Regions from separate parts of the Homo sapiens genome. Here region 2 is linked to region 1. Evidence: chromatin loops called from intact Hi-C (ENCODE). Cell type or tissue: endothelial cell of umbilical vein. All regions are shown on one strand. Region 1 overlaps IL31RA (interleukin 31 receptor A). Region 2 overlaps IL31RA (interleukin 31 receptor A).

The links. A loop is a pair of places that touch in the nucleus more often than their neighbours do. Peaks named below come from ENCODE experiments on the same cell type or tissue, not always from the same donor. Only the 100,000 strongest peaks of a DNase experiment are listed, where the experiment ranks them.
Region 2: a loop joins it to region 1, with 4 times the contacts of the local background. A loop is called at or near these places in 1 of 110 quality-filtered maps.

The regions. Positions count from the first base shown.
Region 1 is chr5:55,921,779-55,924,278 of GRCh38, reverse strand. IL31RA (interleukin 31 receptor A) reads right to left here. Exons shown (of 15, transcript NM_139017.7): 15 at 1,429-2,500. Among named protein-coding and RNA genes, the nearest start is that of IL31RA, 72 kb to the right of the region's middle. RefSeq lists an enhancer at 847-1,447. In endothelial cell of umbilical vein, no CTCF peak of the experiment used is centred here; a DNase peak (open chromatin) is centred at 1,008; H3K4me3 peaks cover 307 bases; H3K27ac peaks cover 1,383 bases.
Region 2 is chr5:55,867,461-55,869,960 of GRCh38, reverse strand. IL31RA (interleukin 31 receptor A) reads right to left here. Exons shown (of 15, transcript NM_139017.7): 3 at 1,053-1,170. Among named protein-coding and RNA genes, the nearest start is that of IL31RA, 17 kb to the right of the region's middle. In endothelial cell of umbilical vein, no CTCF peak of the experiment used is centred here; a DNase peak (open chromatin) is centred at 950; H3K27ac peaks cover 1,880 bases.

The sequences.
Region 1 (2,500 bases):
CCCTTGGAGTCTCCACTCCTCTTGATCTCCCCAGTCCCTTGGTCATCTTACTCACCCGAGGTAGAAAAGCACAAGGAAAGTCAAAGGGCTGGGCTCCAACCCCCCACTTCCCGCTTAGAGCCTCAGAGAGCCTCCGCCAAGTCATCTAGCCTCTCTGAGCACAGCCTCCTCATCTGCCACTGGCCAGAGCTACCTACTCACAATGCAGTTGTGAGGCTTACTGGGTACTGCGTGCCACACCTTGAGCACAGCACCTGGTGTTAAATGCCAGTCAATGGTTCTTCATAAGCTTAGTGATGAACAGGGGTCTCTGCGGGTGAATATCACCCTGCCCCAGGGCTTCTCCTAGATCCATGGTGGATGTTTGTCATACACTTGGGTACTTACCAGTCTGTTCTGTGTCCGTATTCCTTGTCCCAAAATTGTTTGGTCTCACTTGCTTTCTACACCCCCTTTTTTTTAAAAAAAATCTGGCAGTCCCCCGAACCAGAATGGGTTGAGTGACTCCCTGCTTTCTACACCTCTAGAAAGTTCTAGCGGTGCAATTTTCTCACTACCAAAAACGGAAACAAGTTCAGCTGCCTGGAGAAGCTGCCAGACGGGCTGTAGACCACGTTCCCTTTAAACCACGGCCTGCGTTGTGACAAGAGTCTGTGGGCAGCCAGAGGGAGAGGAAGATCCAGGGGCTCTTTCTTTCTTTAATGGAAGTGACCCAACTGTGTTTAGAAGCTGAAGGGAAGGAATGGCTAAAGAAAAACAAATTGAAAGTACAGGAGAGGCCGTGGTGGGATGGGCGGGAGACAGAGGAAACAGCAGGCACCTGCCACTCTGAGGTTTCCTGGGAGCCTGAACAGGAACAGGTCAGGGAGCTGTAGCTGCGGCGTAGCCTCAGAGCAGAGAGCTGAGACCCAGCGGCAGCTCCAGGAGCGGGAAGGAGCCTGGAATAGGAAGACAATGAGAGCCCGGGCGTGGGTCTCGGATCCTCCACAGGAAATGCAGGCAGGAGTCATTTCCTGCAGCAAAGAGTGTAATGAGCTGCCGAGTCCTGGTCAACTGGAGCCCTTTCCCACAGCCACCAGGCTTCCCTGATCTCTCACGTATTTACATTGTGGAGCCTCAGTTTAGATAGCTGAGTAGGTAAAACTTTAAGACAGGGTCTTGCTCTGTTGCCCAGGCTGGAGAGCAGAGGCACGATCTTGGCTCACTGCAATCTCTGCCTCGCGGGTTCAAGTGATTCTCCTGCCTCAGACTCCCGTGTAGCTGAGATTACAGGTGCGCACCACCACGCCTGGCTAATTTTTGTATTTTTTGTAGAGACAGGGTTTCAGCATGTTGCCCAGGCTGGTCTCAAACTCCTGACCTCAAGTGATCTGCCCACCTCAGCCTCCCAAGGTGCTGGGATTAAAGGTGTGAGTCACTGCACCTGGCTGAGTGGGTAAAACTTTAATATAGAAGTATAGTATTACATGAAAATAGTATAGAAGTATAGTATTACATGAAAATAGTATAGAAGTATAGTATTACATGAAAATAGTATAGAAGTATAGCATTACATGAAAATGGTATTATGGCTTTTTTGTATGAAAGGCCCAAATACAAAAGCATTTTAAAAGCTGTTCCTATTACCATAACCATGTTTTCACACTCTACTTAATAACAGACTTCTCATGCACATGCATTACAGATTGCATCCGTAGGTGGTCCATGTGTGGAAAAGACCACATACCCAGTCTTCAGAGATGGTTCTCTTGGGGCCACAGATTCAGTCTTCCTAGTTGGAAAACTCTGCATGTCCTTTCTAATTTGCATAGACCACAGGACACCTTTCTCGCATTTTAGTCCACACTTATATTGAAGTTGGGCAGGAAGACAGAATTCTAGTCCTAAAAATGAAATGCATAGTACAAGTATCTCACTTCCCTTGAACAGCCACGAGAGCATTGCTGACAGCAGGTTTTGCCCTCTTGTGGAGTTCTGCCCCTCCCCTGCCCCTTGCTTCTCCCCAGCCCTTTTCATCAGCACACGACAAGCGTCTTGGGCAGCACAGCCCTGCATAGAGCTCTGTGTCAAGGGCTATTGTGGCCTGGGGTCTCTTCCAGCATGGATTGGAGCTGTTTGTGCTTCGGAGCAAACTCTCTCCCCACTGACCCCAGTGTCCAAAGGAAATGAGGACTGCTGTTATCCTTAGTCACACTCCACTCTTCAGGAACCGCCCCCCCCCCCCGCCACAACATAAGAGTGCAAGACACTGACCACACTACACATTTTGATTACAAGTAGGCTTGTCAATAATCAACATTTACGTAGAAACAATTAACAAAATACACCAGTGTGAAATTTCTTTTTCAGATGCCCTACAAAAACAAGTATTTTAAATAGTCAACCAAATGGCAAAGTCCACCCGCTGTGCTAAGGGCCTACTGAGTCCCTCTTATTTCTAGCAACTCAGCTGGTCTGTCAATGTCCCCAGGAGCACGGAGGCAGAGAACATTCTGTAATG
Region 2 (2,500 bases), 54 kb after region 1:
CTGAAAACATAAAGTGGACTTCCCTTGCAATGTGAGATTTAGCTTAAAAATAAAGAATTTGGAATCACAGACTGTTTTGAAATGAAAAAGACTAAAGGTCATCTTACAATGCTTCCCAACATGGGCCCCCTTATTCATTATTCACAAGAAGGAAGTAATGAGCTATGTTAAAAATTTTTGTTAAAAAGGACAGGCACGGTGGCTCATGCCTGTAATCCCAGCACTTTTGGGAGCTGAGGTGGGCGGATCACTTGAAGTCCGGAGTTCGAGACCAGCCTGGCCAACATGGTGAAACCCTGTCTCTACTAAAAATACAAAAGTTGGCCAGGTATGGTGGTGTGCACCCATAATTCCAGCTACTTGGGAGGCTGAGGCAGGAGAATCGCTTGAACCTGGGAGATGGAGGTTGTAGTGAGCTGAGATCACACCACTGCACTCCAGCCTGGGGGACAGAGTGAGATTCTGTCTCAAAAAAAAGTTTTTTTTTAACCTGCAAATATTTACTTAAAACATCTAGCTTTTGGCTAGAATAATAATTAAAAATTATAAAATTTTCATTCTACAGAATTGGAATAAAGAGGGATGCTTGAGGTAGTAAAAAAAATTGGGGAATCATTGTCCTGTGGAATAGTGTTTGACAGAGGTCACACAGCAAATTAGTGGCAGACCATGGTCAATTGCCTGTTAGTTCTGGGTTTACAACCTTACTTACTATATCTGGATCCAGAAAGAATGAACAGTTTTATATAACACATTCTGGAAAGAGGCAGGGTATAGTTGAGTGTAGTAAATAAACAGATTTTTCCACTGTGCTTATAACTGGTGACTCATCTCAGCCAATGGGGAATCCAGGAGGAGGTCAACACTGGCTATGCCTCCCCTCCCTCTGCAGCTCCAGATCCCGTCCACAAGCCACTGGCTGCACACAGTAATCACCCAGAAGCTGTCATTGAGGAAACTTTTTGCTTCATATGGGATGTGAATCATGAATGAATCAGAAGCCTCTGCCTCCCCCATGCCCTGACTGATAAAACACAAGCTCCTGTACTTACTAAGTTCTCTTAACTGTGTACTGGGTATAACTGGTTTCCTTTCCTGGACTCCAAGTGCAGGTTAAATTTTTCCTATAGTAGTAGACACAGGAAATGTTCTCAGGCTTAGCTGGCAGAGCTAAATAAATTAAACACACACACACACAAACACAAAAATTTCAGTACACAATAAATATTGCCAGCATTGAACATTTTTAATGGAAAATATGCTGATCAAAAGCTAGATTTTTTTGGTTAGTTGCTAGGTGTAACCTAGCAATCAGGTTCAATGGAAAGAATCTAACTTCATCTCTTTAATTATTCCCTTTCAAGAGCTAGATTTCTACTTTTTAAGAAATCCCTTTTTACATTCTTACTTAAATGTAACATTTGAGCAGCAAGCATTTTTAAAACACCAAGAAATACATACAAAGTATTTGTGATATACTCAGTAAAGCATCAAATGGTAGAATCACTCTGGATAATTCATGGGTAACAGATGATGTGGGCATAAGCAAGAATACAACCATGCCACACTTCAACCATATGTATCAACAATTTTCTTTTCCAGAAGATTGTACAATAGAGAAATTTATGAAATATCTTCAACTGTATCTTCATATCTTAGAAATCTTGCTCCTGAGAGCTCCCCACCCCATAGCATCCACACTTTCATAGGGAAACCAGATACTACCATCTAGAACAGGGACCTAGATCTTTAAGGGGTCCATGGGTAGAATTCAGGGGTCCATGAACTTAAATGGGGAAAATTTACATCTTTAATTTTCACTAACCTACTGTTGAAATTTAGGATTTCCTTCCATCATAAGTGTAATCAACAAACTACAGTAATAGCATCATTGCCTGTGACTTTGTCACCATTATAAATCACAAATATTTTCATATTATATTTTCGTTGCTGCAGGTACCTTAAAATATTTATATGGTTTGGTTGTGCCCCCACCCAAATCTTAACTTGAATTGTATCTCCCAGAATTCCCATGTGTTGTGGGAGGACCCAGGGGGAGGTAATTGAATCATGGAAGCTGGTTTTTCCTGTGCTATTCTCATGATAGTAAATAAGTAAATAACCCACGAGATCTGACGGGTTTATCAGGGGTTTGCGCTTTTACTTCTTTCTCATTTTCTCTTGCTGCAGCCATGTAGGAAGTGCCTTTTGCCTCCCACCATGATTCTGAGGCCTCCCCAGCCATTGGAACTGTAAGTCTAATTAAACCTCTTTTTCTTCCCAGTCTCGCGTATGTCTTTATCAGCAGCGTGAAAATGGACTAATACAAATATGAAATACTATTATCACTATTTCTGAATTAAGGTAATTATTAATATTAGACCTAAATTAAGGCAATTATTAGGTCTTCTTATTTAATGTGTTAATAAAGAAGACCACATATTACCAGATCACAAATTTGTTTCTTTAATATTTTGATGATTTCATTAATATTTTGATG